2 separate regions of the Mus musculus genome follow, and region 2 is linked to region 1. Evidence: chromatin loops called from intact Hi-C (ENCODE). Cell type or tissue: left cerebral cortex. All regions are shown on one strand. Each heading gives the region's core, and the rest is flanking DNA. Links, peaks and the distances in the headings are about the cores only.

Evidence for each region. A loop is a pair of places that touch in the nucleus more often than their neighbours do. Peaks named below come from ENCODE experiments on the same cell type or tissue, not always from the same donor. Only the 100,000 strongest peaks of a DNase experiment are listed, where the experiment ranks them.
Region 2: it touches region 1 in a loop (3.0-fold over the local background); 4 of 42 quality-filtered maps call a loop at or near these places.

What each region holds. Positions count from the first base shown.
Region 1 is chr13:9,007,394-9,015,733 of GRCm38, reverse strand. Gm36264 (a long non-coding RNA gene) reads left to right here. Exons shown (of 5, transcript XR_873116.2): 3 at 7,295-7,390. Among named protein-coding and RNA genes, the nearest start is that of Gtpbp4, 16 kb to the right of the region's middle. In left cerebral cortex, for the core only: no CTCF peak of the experiment used is centred there; DNase peaks (open chromatin) are centred at 3,582 and 3,938.
Region 2 is chr13:9,084,020-9,092,359 of GRCm38, reverse strand. No RefSeq gene overlaps it. Among named protein-coding and RNA genes, the nearest start is that of Larp4b, 5.7 kb to the left of the region's middle. In left cerebral cortex, for the core only: no CTCF peak of the experiment used is centred there; no DNase peak of the experiment used is centred there.

The DNA.
Region 1 (8,340 bases), core at 293-8,292:
AAGAAGTTATACTGTGGGACTTAGAAAAATACAATCATCTGTGCCAGGAAGATGGCTCAGTAGATAAAGCAAAATGCAAGTGGGAAGACCTGCATTTGGATCTCTAGAACCCATGCAGATGCTGGATCAGCGGGAGTGCCTGCCTGTAATTTCAGTGCTCAAGGCAGACAAAGAGTCCCCAGAACAAGCTGGCTACCTTGATGAAATATATAGGTGAACTCTGGTTTCATCCGATAGATGCTACCTCGGTGAATAAGGTAGGAGACTGAGGAGGACTCTTGACAATATCCTTGGACCTCCACATGAATCCATAGAGCACACACATATGTCTATATACATTTAAGCATGTGAATGTATACAAAGAGGGGCAAGAAATAAAACAAGGGCTGGAGAGATGGCTCATTGATTAGGAGCCATGCTGATCACCCAGAGTACCCATTTGATTGCCAGTACCCACATGGTGGCTCACAACTGTCTGTGACTCCAGTCCCAGGGGATCTATCTGATGCTCTCTTTTGGTCTCTTGTGGGCACTGAATGAACATGGTTCACAGAATACATGTCAGTCAAGCATATATATATATATATATATATATATATATATATATATATATCCTAGATTTGTATTCTCTTATTCATGTTGGGGTAAAATGGAATAATTTCAGTCCCCCTAAATTTAATCTATACCTTAAGTTAGATCTAGTTCAACTTCAGCAAAGGTGAATTTTCCAGTCTTTGGGTAAATGGGATAAACCTAGTAGCCATTGGTACTATCATGGCCTCCAAAACCCCAAAAGGTAAAACATAAATATCAAACAAATTTAACATCTCAAATATCTAATGCCTTTATTTGAGAGATGTGGTGGGGGTAGTGGGGTTAAGATTTCAGAGACTCTGGGAAATGAAAGTGTTTCACCTGGCTAGTCAAACAGAACACCTTTCTATAAAGGTCTACAAGAGCTGGTGTGTAACAGCAAACATGGACATTCTTTCACCAAACAAAGCAGCAGAAGTAAACAAGAGGAGCCGCCTGGTCAAGGTCCCATGAGGGGTGACTCAGCACAACTCACACTTGAAGCACAGCCCTTGCAGTGAAATCCAACACTAGAAGTGTATTGCTCATTGCTGCTTCCTGTTGACAGATTGTATGGAGCTCCTGAAACAAACCCTCCTGGGAATAACGACTTCCAATGCACGGTCTTGGGAAAGAGCAGGCAGGAGACTCCCCTGCAGAGAGGCTTCAGTAGGAGAGGGAGTTCTGAAGCCAGACTAGTTGGCCTTCAAGTCCACAAAGGACTGGCATTAGGAGAGAGAACCACTGTTATAGCAAGACAGAAGTCCTGAAGGGAGAGCACGACTTATGGTTCCTGAAATATAGACCAGCTATAGTCAAACACGATGGAACCTTAAGAGTAAGAGAGAGAAACTTTCTTTCAGACCTGAAGAACAAAGGGAGGTTCTCACTCTTAGGTTTTCAGGGCTAGAGGGGAGGGTAAAGCTGGACTGGCCTAAATGCCAACGAGGAGAGAGCTAGGTGCTAGATAACACCTAAACATTTACCTTGTAGCTGCTAGGAAGGGGGACTGCAAAGCCACTAAACAACATGTTTTCCTACCAACTATCTGCTCCAGAGAAAGAGCTGCAGGGGATGTGGCCTGATATTTGGATAGGAGTTGGGGTAGGGTGGGTGAGACGACATGGACAGTCTAACACTGGGGAGCATCATTGTAGAAAAGTGGATCTGGGTTTTCCGCCTCATTGCTGAGTTCTGTGACCTCAGCTCCTTACCAGCTGTGTACCGTTAAATAGGTTACTTAACACTCGGTTCATTTCTCTGAGCATCACTTTCTTATCTATAGATTAAGAATACATAGTATCTCTTGAAGGATTGAGCTACAGTGTACTCATGCTGATATGTACCTGAAGGCCTAATGTGCCAGATGTGAGAATTAATGCACATAAAATGCTTGGAACCCTACTAGGCATGCAGCCTACTCTCAACAAGTGTTAGCTATTATTGTTGCTGTTGTTATGCAAATACTTGACACTCCTACCCAGTCATTAAAGGGTTTGGGAACAGGTTTGATGTGTCACAACAACTGGGAAAATAGCAGTGGGAGGTGGGGTAAGGCCAGGAGCCAGAACCTAGAGATGTTCTTTGTCTAGGGATGTGGGGTGTCCTCTTCACACCTAATGCCAGCTTCTTTCTTTGCCCAGTGATCCCCTTCACTGCTGTATGCGCAGTGCATACAATGTCTAGGGACTACATGGGAGCATTTGTGGAGACCAGTTAATGTTTAAACTTAAAATAAATACCAAGTCTTTTTAGAGATTTCTGGGAACACAGGAGAAAAAGAAAAATTTGTTAATTAGGAATGAATTTCCAAGTGGGATGTGTTGGTTTATGTCCATAATCCCAGCTTTTGAGAGGCTGAGGACTGCATGTTCAAGGTTAGCCTAGGCAGAGTGTCTGTCTGTCTGTCTGTCTGTCTGTCTGCCTGCCTGCTTACAATCTTGGGGTATATAGCAAGCCCCTGGGGTGTTAGTGGGGCTTACAGTTACCAGTTAGAAAGAAGCTTGTTCAAATTGATCCTCCTGACTCTTGACTAAGCTGAATTATTAACATCCACCTATTGTACCTCATTAGGCTCAAATGTTGTGAAGGCAAGAATAATTCTATCTTTCTTACTCATATATTTCAAGTGCTCAGAGCAATGCCCACAGCACAGTTGGGATTTAAGATTTATTAGCTGGCAACTATTGTTGCTGGTGTTATGCAAATACCTGACTCTTCTGCTGAATTCTCAATATACTAGAATTCCACATACTTTGTCCCAGCCACTGGGCACAGGCTTTTGGGGGTAGACTTTCACATATAAAAGTTTAAATTTGAAAAAAGTGAAATAGATACAATAATGAAGGTGAAGCAATAGGAATCTCCACCAATTGTCAGACAGCTTGAATGTGCACACATCATGGCTGTTGGGGTAGGTGTGACAGAATTTTTTGGTAGTGTGGTGAAGCACAAGACAGAAAATGAACAGAAAATCAGAAAACGTGGCCTGCATTTAAGAGACTTACACCCATCGTTTAATTTTCAAATCTGTAAAATGTGAAAGTTCTTGAGATGAGAGTTTCAGTATTTACCTCAGGCTAGGCTTAAACGTTCACCCCAGTCTCTCAAGTGCAAGGATGACAGGAGCGTCATACCCAGATCCGAAATGAGATGCTTGAAGAATAGACCCCAGGCACATGATAGCAACTTAGTGCAATCAGGGATTTTGCAGAGGTGAATGTCTTATGAGATTATGTTTATGGATATTTGTCTATACTTCTAGCTACTGGTAGGCTACCAAAGTTGTGTGTGCTTCCTTGGCAACAGGCACGTGCTCGCATGCACACAAGCACACACTCAAGCAAGCGTGCACACACACACACACACACACACACACACACACACGAATATTGATCTATCCATCTAACTACTGATAGGTCAATATTACTCTCATGTATCCCATGCTGGACTCAAATTTGCAATGTAGCCAAAGAGGACTCATATGTAGCTATGAGGCCGAGAGGACGAGATGGCCCCGGCTTCCAAGCCGATGTAGTCCAGCTAGCTGGAGCTTTGGATCTCTTTTTTCTTCCTCCTCCTCCTCCTCCTCCTCCTCTTCTTCTTCCTCTTCCGCCTCCTCTTCCTCCTCCCCCCCTCCTCCTCTTCTCCTCCTCCTCCTCCTCTTCTTCCTCTTCCTCCTCCTCCCCCTTCTCTTCCTCCTTCTCTTCTTCTTCCTCCTCCTCCTCCTCCCCCTCTTCCTCCTCCTCCTCCTCCCCCTCTTCCTCCTCTTCCTCCCCCTCCTCCTCCTCCTCCTCCTCCTTTTTTCTTCCTTCAGAAGCCCTCTCTGTCCCCATCAGCAGGGGCTCTGTACTTCTGAGGCCGAGAGGACGCCATGGCCCCAGCTTCCAAGCCAATGTAGCCGGGCTTGGAGCTTTGGATCTTTTTTTTTTTCCCCCTCCAGAAGCCCTCTCTGTCCCCATCAGTGGGGGCACTGACCTTAAACTCCTTGTAGTGATTTGAAAGAAAATGGCCCCCAAAGGGGTTCAATTCCTGAGTTCAATTCCCAGCAACCACATGGTGGCTCACAACCGTAATGGGATCCGATGCCCTCTTCTGCTGTGTCTGAAGATACCTACAGTGTACTATTATATAATCAATCAACCAACCGATCAATCAATCTTATTTTTTAAAAAGGGGGTGGCATGGTAAATAAATAAAACAAATTTTTTAAAGTAAATAAATAAGACAATTTAAAAAGAAGAGTTGCCATGGCCATGGTTTCTCTTCACAGCAATAGAAGCCCTGAGGCACTCCTCACCTTCCTGTCTCTATCTCCTGAGTGCTTGTATTACAAGCATGTTTCACCACAGCCAGGGCTCCATGCATGCCAGGCAAGCACTCACTCAACTGAGCTACATCTCCAGCTCAGTTCCTAGTACTTTTATGTTATATGATGTTTATCTAAAGGGCCCAGCAAAGTAAGGCCTAATATTTGGCATTTACATAAGAAGAGATGATTACTTGGAAATCTAAAACATGGGGGAAATCACTTCAATTCTACCCATATCTCTTTTTAAAGAGATTTATTTTATTTCATGCATATAAATGTTTTGCATGTACGTATTTGCACCACATCCACACCCGGTGCTATCAGAGGCTGGAGACGACATTAAGTCCCCTGGAACTGGAGTACAGATGGTTGTAAACTGCCATGTGGGTAGAGAAACTAAACCTGGGTCCTCAAGGAGAACAGCTTGGCCTCTTAAGTGCCAAAACATCTCTCCACTCACTCAATCTTGCCTCTATATAGGTAATATTAGCCTATCAGTAGCTAGATGAACAAATAGCCACATATATATTTATATCTCCACATACAGATTTAAATGTATGCAGGTATATTTCGGCATCTGTCTATATTTTTAACAATCTAAAATAAAGTAGTATAGAGGCTAGAGTTCTCAGAAACATGCTACTTTGACAGGATTATGTAGCTTCATGTGAAATTAGACATTATTGTTGCTGTGTTCCACCCCTGCCATATTCAAGTAGTACTTGTCATTCTTTCCCGCCTTCTGTAGCCTATTGTGACAAGACCAATGATAACATTAGTGCAGCTTGCTTTCCCTTTTGTCAAAACTTGTATTATACAATCAGCAGACCAGAGTACACTATTTGGTTCATAATGAGCTGTGTTTTGACTGCTTTCATTATTTCCCAATAGTTTTCAGAGCTCACACTTAGGTTGTTTAAGGAAAACAAATGTAAAGATCAGCCCTCTCATTTGGATCAAGTATACAGAGCACTTAGCTTTATGTTACTAAATGTTTTTTTGTTGGGAGTGATGTATCCTTCTTTCTAAAGTCCCAGTGACAAACTAAGGTGCATTTCCACCACAGGTCACTCTGGGAAACTAATGAGTTTCCTGGGTTTCCTTACAGAGCATACATGAAGGGTTTCTTGCAGGAATGTGGATGCCCTCCCAAAATGCCCCACTGTTTTTACCCAGCAGAAATGATGGCCTTCCCACAGACACATAAATGGGTCCCTCTCCCCAGTACTGGTCCTTCCTCATCTATATATTCTACTCCCTCCTGAGGCCATATGCAAGTACAGCAGAACTGCTTACAACTAATTGGAAGACGTAGCTAGATATGAGGGTGGGGCATACCCTGAAAATGGAGTTACAGATACTTTTAAGCTACCATGTAGGTGCTAGGAATTGAACCTGAGTTCTTTGCAAGAACAGTATATGTTCTTAGAGCTATGTCTTCAGCCCAATTTCAGACTATTTTCTGTATCATCACCACCACCACCACCACCACCACCACCATCATCATCAAAGTAACAGGTTTCATTATGACATTTTCATGTACACCTCCTTATACTTTGTTCTCAATTGCTGTCCTCTTTCACTGCTCTCCTCCATACTCTATCCCCTCTTTTGGTTGGTTCCCTTCTTTCACCAGTTACTCACATCGTCTGCTTTCTTATTACATGAATTCCATTACCTTGTCATTTTCCCCTCCCTTAAGATCTCTTCCTCTCCTCTCATGATCCCCTTTCTGGTTTTATAATCAATACACACATACTCATACATATACACAAACACATGTATATGCAATTTTAAATCTAGGTTCTACATGTAAAAGAGCATGTGAGGTACTTGTCTCTATGAGTCTGGCATGCCTTGTTCAACATGATTTCTTTCCATTTTCTTTCTTTTTTTTTAAAGATGTATTTATTTATTATATGTAAGTACACTTTAGCTGTCTTCAGACACTTTTTCTTCTCGCTCTGGCTCCACTTGCTCCAGCCCCGGTCGCTCTGGCAGCCCAAAGATTGATTGATTTACTGATTGATTTTATGTAAGTACACTGTAGCTGTCTTCAGACACCCCAGAAGAAGAAGACACTACTTCAGATCTCATTAAGGATGGTTGTGAGCCACCATGTGGTTGCTGGGATTTGAACTCAGGACTTTTGGAAGAACAGTCAGTGCTCTTAACCACTGAGCCATCTCTCCAGCCCCTTCTTTCCATTTTCATTTATTCCCCTGCTAACGTCAGGGTCTCACTTTTTTCTTGTGGCTGCATGGACGATCCTACTATATATATGCACCATTATTTTATTTTATTTTTAGCCATTCATCAGGCCAACTCTTTTCACTTCCTTTTCACCATGAGCAGCACAGCAACAAACATGGAACAAACACCTCCATTATGTGCCTTTCAGATGTAGACTGGAGAGTGGTTGGTTCAGCTGAGTCACATAATAGTTCTATTTTTTGATTTTTGAGAAACACCCATATTGAATTCTATAGTGGCTATCCCTAATGTACATTCCCACCAAAAGTGATAAGGGTTCCCCCTTTTTAAAAAAGATTTATTTATTTTATGTATGTGATATACTGTCCCTCAGATCCCATTACAGATGGTTGTAAGCCACCATGTGGGTGCTGGGAATTGAACTCAGGACCTCTGGAAGAACAGTCAGTACTCTTAACTGTTGAGCCATCTCTCCAGCCCCAAGGGTTCCCCCTTTTCCAAATCCTCACCTGCATGGTTTTTGATGATACTCATTCTGACTGGGGTGAGATGGGATCCTAAAGCAGTTTACATTTGTATTTCCCTGATGGCTAAGGGTGCAGGCCACTTTTAAAGTATTTATTGGTCATTTTCATTCCTTCTTTTGAGAACTGACTATTTAGTTTAATTTTTTTATTGGATAATTTGGTTTCTTAGTGTTTCAGTTTTGCTGTTCCTTAAATATCCTTGACATCATCAATCCTTTGCTTGATCTGTATGTGGAAAAGAAGTATTTCCTGACTCATCACTCAGGTAATTGTTTCCATTTTGGTAAAAATGCTTTTTAATTTTATGTATTCTCATTTGTCAATTCTTAGGGCTACTTCCTGTGTGTTTGGAGTCCTGTTAGGACTAATTCTTCCCTTAGCCTATGTGTTGAGATATCGTCCCTGTTTACTCTAGTAGTTTCAAAGCTTCAGGTCTTGGGTTCAGATATTTGATCCATTTTGAATTGATTTTTCTGCATGTTGAGTGCAGAGTTAGAGTTTCCATTGCTGTGAAGAGACACCATGACCAAGGCAACTGTTATAAAGGACAACATTTAATTGGGGCTGGCTTACAGGTTCAGAGGTTCAGTCCATTACTACCAAGGCAGGAAGCATAGCAGCATCCAGGCAGGCATGGTACTGGAGGAACTGAAAGTTCTACATCTTGTTCCAAAGGGAAATGGAAGACTGGCTTCCAGGCAACGAGGAGGAAGGTCTCTCAAAGCCCACCCCCACAGTGACACCTTTCCTCCAACAAGACCCATAATTCCTAATAGTGCCACTCCCTGGGCCAAGCATATTCAAACCACCACAGTGAGGAATATGGATCCAAATTTCATTCTTTTTGTTTTTGTTTTTGTTTTGTTTTGTTTTTGTATGTTTGTTTGTTTGGTTGGTTTGGATTTTTCGAGACAGGGTTTCTCTGTGTAGCCCTGTCTATCCTAGAACTCACTCTGTAGACCAGGCTGACCTCGAACTCAGAAATTCGCCTGCCTCTGCCTCCCAAGTGCTGGGATTAAAGGCGTGTGCCACCATGCCCAGTTTAAATTTCATTCTTTTACACATAGAAATCTGGTTTTCCCAGCACTGTGTGAAAGGTGTACACCTACCCTTAGCACAGCACAGCTTGGTCTAGAACAGTGGTTTTCAACCTTCCTAAGAATGAGACCCTTTAATACAGTTTCTCATATTGTAGTAACCCATAATCATAAAGTT
Region 2 (8,340 bases), core at 206-8,205, 77 kb before region 1:
GTCTATTTCCTTTCCTACCCTGTAGATTGAGACACCCTAACTTTCCAATTACATTAGTGTACTAAGAATTCTTAAGACATTGGGTGAGTCAACTCAGTCTATGCTAGAATAAAGCACAGCCTATACAAAGTTTTTACTGAGAACCAAGTCAGCATTTAATAGGTGTTTTTTCCTATAAATCCCCTGGGATGTGGTTCAGTGATAGTGCCTGCCTGACATATGAAAGGCCCTGGCTTCCATTCGTAGCATGGAGAGAGAAGGGGAGAAGGGGAGGAAAGGAGAGGAGAGGGAGATAGAGAGGGAGAGATGAGAACCTACGATCCAGAGCATCTTAGGTCCTAATCACTATGATTCTGTTTCCCTCATACGCCTACCCTCTACTTCTGATCTACTCTTGCTTATCTCCCCCCACGCCCCCCCCCCCCCGCCCCTTTCCTGTGATCCTATCTCCCTTCTAGGTCCTCTCTGTACTTTGTAGTTCTAGTAAAGACTTAGCAATCAGAGCCAGATGCAATGGCTCTCACCTTTTGCTTGAGCAGCTCATGGAGGTGAACCAGATGGATCACTGAACTCCAAGCACTCCTGGGGAGCGTCAGTGTGAAACACTGTTTCAAAAAAATAACTGAAACAAGATATCCATCCAGTCACTACTATCCCCCTTTTTAAACTTTTAAACACTTCATTTTCTTTTCTTGTATGTGTATATGTATCCAAAAATAATAGAGTTAATGAGGGAAAGGGGAACTCTCTTCTTCACACACACACACACACACACACACACACACACACACACATACCCCTTTTAGGTAGAAGGGATTGATTCTCATGTGGGAATTAATTTGTTCCTTTCATCATGTTGGGTCCCAAGGATTCAGCTGAGATCATCAGAGTTAGTAGCATGGGCCTTTGCCAGCAGACTATCTCAGTGTAATTTGCAACTGGCACCACAATGCTACCCCACCCCAGTTAAATGGTAAGTACTAGCCAAGGAACTGATAAGTGCTTTTGCCAGCTGATACACTGTGTTGTTCATATGCCCATGGATCTTCCGCTGGAGCACAGGAAACTTGCCAATGACAACATTCTCAAACAACAACAACAAACAAACAAACAAACAAAACCAGTAGCTCCTCAGTAAGTGGTGGGGCCTGGAGATCACTTCCCATCAATACCAGAATTTTGGCTACCTTAATCTTGTGCAGGGCTTATGCAGATGACCACAGGTACTGTGAGCTCATGAGTGTGCATAGCCATGTCATGTACAAAAAGTAATATTTCACACTACTCTTCCCATTCTCTAGCTCTTACCTTCTTTCTGCCTCCTCTCCTGCAATGTCCCCCTAAATATCCCTTTTAGGACACCTAAGCTCTCTGTCTCTTATCCTTAGTACTTAAGCTATGCATACAACTATCCATTGACTGCAACCCACTTGGGGGGGGGGGAGAGCTTCTCTGACTAAGGTGGAGAGCAGCCCAGGTCTATGAATGTAAACATAAACATTTAGAACTTATTTAGACAGTGTAACCATTTAGCAGAATAATAATGGCAGCTTCTAGCCCACAGCCTATGATCTCCCCAGCTAGATTCACTAGCTTTTGCCACAGGCATGATATTCTCTCCACAGAGATAGGACTCAAATCCAATCAGAAGGCTGTTAGTTCTCTCCTAACAGCCATGCCAGTATTATAGCAGTGGGCTTATCCTGCTCAGTAGGTCAATACTGTAGTATGCAAGGTCCAGTGCTAGGTAAGACTCTTGATGCCTTTCCTCCTCCAGCAGCCTACATAGCACCTTAGCCAAAAAATAAGACATTTTCAAGTTGGATTAGCACTGGTTTCTCTGTGCCATGCAGCCAAAGTGTGTGGCGTCCTCAGCAATAGGGTCTTACCTTGAAACTATGTTAAGTGACCAAGGGCAATGACAGTTACCTATGTTCCTTTGGGGACCTCTGGGGCCTCCCTAACCAATCACTCGTAAGGAAGCATTCCATACCTTGGTAGTAAGGCTCTCCTTTTATAACTCATGTCCACCCATGCAGAGAAGTTCTATTCAAACACTCTTTTGTTAAGGTGTATTTTAAAATTATCTTGCTAACTAGTGAGTTTTCATATGGCTTTCAATTTCTAATCTAGGCATAGCAGTCCACTCAGGAATCCCAGCACTGGAAAGACTGAAGGAGGTGGTCCCAGGTTTGAGGCCAGTCTAGATTTTGCTTTTAGTCAAAGATACCAATGATGCCCTGGACTACAAAGGGAGGCCCTATCTCAAAACACAACATCAATTCTAACTCTTTCCAGTTATGGTTGCCCATCAATTAAACAAATATTTTCTAAGAACTTCCTTTGTGTTAAGAGACTCTATTGAGTTCTGGGGCCAGGAGAAGAATCCTGAAGAGAAAGTAACAAGTAGGAAAGAGAATAAAGGATTTTTGAGAGGAGGATCCCAGCCACCTCGGGAAGGAAACAGGAGTGCTAGGTAACCCAAGGGTGAAGGGGCTGCTCACAAGCCTTCCTCAGAGAATGAGCACCAGTTGGGAAGCTAGAGGCAGGCTAGTCCTGTTCGGTGAGTCAAGATTTTATTATGAGGCAAGGAAGAACCCTTAAGAAGCTTTTCTCAGACTTGCTACAGACTTTTTCATACCATAAAATGGACCAGAATAGAAACACACTAAAGAACTGGCTAAGTCAAATTAGGCGGAAGTATCAAAATGAATGACAGTCATATTCTAGAATATGTTGAATTTTTTGGAATGCATGAGTTCACACAGTTACTAAGGTGTGTGTGTGTTTGTGTGTGTGTGTGTGTGTGTGTGTGTGTGTGTGTGTGTGTGTGTGTGTGTGTGGTTTGTTTAAAAATAGTAGGGATTATAAGAGAAAAGGGAAAGCTCTTTTTTATAGTACACTACTGGCTAGTAAATGAAGAAGAATTTGTTGGTTTTTTTTTTTTTAAATCAGCCATGCTGCCACTATCATAGAATTTACAACAGCCATGAATGCTAAGGTGAATGAAAGTTTATTGAGGCAGAGGTTATATATGACACTTCAATGCTTAGTAATTTCAAAGGGAAAGGACATTTTGCACTTGACAAATGTGTGTACACCTTCAGAATCAAGTGAACCGAGTCAGCAATAATGGTTTCCTGACTGACATGCGCTCCCATGAGACCAATTCCGTCATGTGGGATTCATGCCCAAAACACAATGGGCAAGATGATGTGTTGAGCATTGCACCAGCTGCATATGATTGACACACAGGGGACCATACAGCTCTTCTCCCTGCTCTTTTGCATGATTTAATTTCTTTGTGATAACTGAAATATGAGAATGCTATGGAGGATTTTAATTTCCTATATGTATTCCATGAATATGTGATATTCATATCACAGTTAAATAAATGAAGGAGTGCATTTCCTAGGATATCCCATACTCCCTAGCTGAAGAAATAAAGGGGCCCAGACAAAGCCTCTGAGTCTTGCATCTTAAGACACTGAAGAGACATACAGCAGAGCTTAATGGGCAAGCACAGAACCAGGAAGAAAAGAGTCCAGGCAGCAGTAGTAGGATGACCTGGGAGAAAGCAGCAACAGACCAACAGACTAAGGAACCTATGGATGAGGACCTGCAGTGGGAACTTAAGATTTGCATAGCCATAGAATCCTGGAATGAGGGGCCATATCTAACGGCTCTCTCTCTCTCTCTCTCTCTCTCTCTCTCTCTCTCTCTCTCTCTCTCTCTCTGTGTGTGTGTGTGTGTGTGTGTGTGTGTGTGTATGTGAATGCAGTGTAGTGTATGAGCATGTACGGTACATATACCCACACGTGTACATGTGGAGATCAGCAGGGTCCTGTTCTGTCACTCTCCTTTTTATTCCTCCGAGACAGTCTCTCGCTGGACATTCAGCTGGTCTGGCAGTCATCAAGCCCCAGGAATCACCCTGTCTCTGCCTCCCACAGCAGGCCAGCACATCTATGCCTGCAGTCTAACTCAGCTTTTTATGTGCATTCTGGAACTTCAAATTCTGGTCCTTTTAGCTAGTGCTTTCTTATCAAGCACTCTTACCCACTGAACCATCTTCCCAGCTCCTCTAGAAAGGTAAGAAACCTTTCTGCTTCATGTGCTTCACAACACCTGGAGGATGATACATTTACAGAAAGCCCACAGGAAAGACCTAAGCTGCTCTATCCAGATTTCAGAGGTTGGGTCTGTGACTTCTTTGAATGTGACACTGTTTTCTCTTATGCTGGTTAGGACGGCAGCTCGAATCCGTGGTACCTGTGGATTTCCACAGGGATTATCTGACCTGCTTACTTTCAGTAATTTTTAGTTCCTTTTACATTACCATAGCCAAAATACCTGACAGAGATACTGAAGAGAGCAGAATGTTATTTTGGCTTGTGGTTTTAGTTTATATTACTCCATCATGTTAATGGCATGGTGGGAAGGACCAACATGTCAGTGGGTGTTTGGGATAGAGACTGTTCACAGAAGCAGAGAGCTAGACACAGAATATAGCCTTCAAAATCCCGCCCCTTTGTGGCCCTCTTCCTCCAACTAATTCCTGAATCCTTAAAGCCCTACCCACTTCAAAACAGTACCACTAGCTGGGAAACGGGTACTGAAAATATGAGCCTGGAAGGACACTGCAGATTCAGACATCAAAACCTATATAGTGCCTGCCTATGTCCAGGCATGAAACAGTTACTAGGCCCAAGGAAAGACCTATGTACATCTTGATTGCATGCCTTATTGAAGCCCTCACAAAGAAAAAGAGTGAGTTGATAAGTGTAATGACTACTCCTGGTTGTCAACTTGACTATATCTGAAATGAACTAAAATCCAGAATTGTAGGGCTCACCTGTGATCCATATCTTGAGGCAGGGAGATACAAGTTTCTGACCTGGATCTTGGCATGGAGATCTTGAGACATAGTGGCTATGCCTCCCAGGAGACTAAGGCAAGGAGATCTTGGAGTTCAAGGTCAGCCTGAGACAAAACAAGTCCCAGATCCAGGTGTGGTGGGCCACACCTTCTGCTGGAGACCTACATAAGGACTTTGGAAGAGGGAAGATTCGCTCTTCTTCACCTGCTTGCATTGACTTGCCAGCACATCTGTTAGATCTGCTAGCCTTGTGGGACTGAGCAACTACTAGATCCTTGGACTCCTCATCCTCAGTTGACCATTGTTGGGGAGTTTGACTAAGACGGTAAGTCATCATAACAAATCCCCTTACTATATAGAGACTATCCATGAGTTCTGTGACTTTAGAGAAGCCTGACTAATACAGTAAGAGTCAAGAGATTTTGGAAGGGTCCCTAGTTTGGGATTTGATACTTCAGACAGAGAACCTGACTTTGCACGTCCGTTAACTACTTTTTTGTTATTGCTTTTTGTTTGGTTGGCTTCTTTCTCTGAGATAAAGCATCATAACCAAAAGCAATGTATGGAAGAAAGAATTTACTTGTTTATTTTGGTTTACTGTCCAAGAGAAAGAGTCCATAATGGCAGGAAGCCATGGCAGCTGGCAGGCAGAAGAGGAAACTAAGAGAGCACATTCTCAAACATAAGTACAAAGCACAGAGTGCAGACTGGAAACAGAATGGGGCTATGAACTCTCAAACTCTGTCCCAATGAAGTACTTCCTCCAGCAAGGCTATACTTCTTAACAGTTCTGTAACCTCCCCCGAATGCCACCTGGTGACCAAGTGTTAAAATACATGAACCCATATGTCTTAGTTACAGTTTTAGTGGTGTGAACAGACACCATGACCAAGGCAACTCTTATAAGGACAACATTTAATTCTGGCTGGCTTACAGGTTCAGAGGTTCAGTCCATTATCATCAAGGTGGGAGCATGGCAGCATCCAGGCAAGCATGGTACAGGAGGAGCTGAGAGTTCTACATCTTCATCTGAAGGCTGCTAGGAGAATACTGACTTCCAGGCAGCTAGGATGAGGGTCTAAACCTTACACCCACTGTGACACATCTACTCCAACAAGGCAAAACCTCCTAATCGTGCCACTCCCTGGGCCAAGCATATACTAACCATCACACCATAGGAAACTTTTTTTTTCATTTAAATCTATACATCATGTATATGCAAGTATATTCCCCTGGGAAAGCTTTAAACTCCTAGAGATCTGACAAAGTAATCACCATTTTTTTTGGTTTTTTAAATTCAGCACCCTTCCACTGAACCAAAATTTGTCCCAGAGCCTCTGTGGAAGCAAGAAATGGGGCCAGGTTCCTCCCATCCACCACCTTGGGTGAGGAATGCAGTCACCTCTGAGAAGTATGATAGCCCAGCAAACCATCCTAAGAAATAACTGTGTGTTTTGTTGCTTTAGAAAATGGACATGGGGGCTGGAGAGATGGCTCAGCAGTTAAGAGCACTGTCTGCTCTTCCGAAGGTCCTGAGTTCAAATCCCAGCAAGCACATGGTGGCTCACAACCATCGGTAATGAGATCTGATGTCCTCTTCTGGAGTGTCTGAAGACAGCTACAGTGTACTTACATCTAATAAATTAATTAATTTAAAAAAAGAAAAGAAAATGGACATGGGTACCCAGTCCACAGCCAGGATGGCTCTTTTTACTAGATAAAAATAATTCCCAGGAGGCCTGTGAAGTGAGAGCCAAATAACAGCAGGCTCTATAATTTTGAGGGTTTTTTTGGTTGTTGTTTTATTTGTTTGTTTGTGTATGTGTGTGTGTGTGTGTGTGTGTGTGTGTGTGTGTGTGTGTGTGGTGCACGCGTGCACAGGTGCACAAGGGCATAGAGATCAGAAGTCGACCTCTGGTGTCATAACCAGTTTACCTGGTAGTTTTATTTTTTATGTTTTTCAGTAGTGAATCCAGCTGACCTGGAACTTTTATCACTTTCTCCTCTTTCCTGAACTTCATGAAGATAGCTATTTTTGTTTCTTTCATTTGTCAACACTATAACCTTAGATACCATATAATATAATTGAGAGGCACAATCTTCCATACGTCACTTACATTATACTTGTATTTCCTCTAGGCCTATGTTAGTCACTTTGACTAGACTTGGAGACAGTTTCCTAGATCCTCTTTGTAAAACATCTGAAGTTGACAGGTCACATGCTACCAGTTGCTCTTAACAGGAATCCCAGAGGGAGACTGGGAATCCAAAAGAATACTTATTCTCTCCTTCAGTTTCTTTTTTATAAGTTTATTTTTTACAATTTTATATTTATCTATTTGTGTGTGTGTATAGGTCATGTGTCACAACAGCATGTAAGTGGGGGTCAGAGTACAACTTGCAGGAATGGGTTCTCTCCTTCTACCATATGGATTCCAGGGACCTAACTCAGGTTTTCAGGTTTGGTAGCCAGTGTTTTTACCTGCTAAAGCGTCTCGCTAGAGCCTCACCCTCCATTTCAAGGTTGTACTTTCAGACTTCTTCACCTCTCTGGATGTGCTATACTTTGACTACCATGCACTGGATATATGAGCAAATATGTATCAGGAATGGAAAGAAATACAAAAATCAGATGTTTTTTTGAGGGTCTCATGTTTCTAGGTGGACCTTGAGCTCCCGGTTTAGCAGAAGATGATCCTGAACTTCCGATTCTCCTGCCTCTGCCTCCTGAGTGCTGGGATTAAAGGCATGTGCCACCACGCCCGGCTTTTTTTTTTTTTTCTTAAACACTTTAATTTCCCTTTTAACCCACCACCCACCAGAGGTAGTGGGAAAGAAAAGATACTGTGGAAGTGGACCTGTTTAGAAAGGTTCTTTGGAGTAACTCCCATCTGTGTTATTTGGAAACCAGCAGTTCAGTTCACAGGTTAGCAGCAGCAGCAGCAGCTCAATCCACTCACAAACTCTTCATGGAGCACCAGCAGTCCACTTTGGTAGAGTCAGGATAGCAGACAGGAATCATCAGTGGTGGCACTGCCTAGCAGAGACAGCCAGGCCTCATCCTTGGCACGAGGCAATAGCAGGAGAAGTATATGTTCTCGGCTGTGCCTCTCTCAGTGAACTGAAGATCAGCGAAGATTCAAGACCAACAAACACTGCACAACTCGCTCTACCAGCAAGCCAAGGTCATCCCCCATCACTGTCTCTCGAGTCCTATTTACACCCTCCATACATCACAGGTCCTCCATGGGTCATGCCTCAGCTGACATCACTCTGCCAATCAGCCCAAGTCCATGGAAGCAGCAAGAAACTGCAGTACATCACATAGAAGTTTTTGGTGCATTTCCCTCTGTGGAGTCCCAACAAATGGAGCTCAGCGACACATGTAAGGTGAACCAATACATGCGTATTAGCAAAGAATCCTTTATAAAGTGTCCTTTCACGTGCTTGCTTTAGCAGAA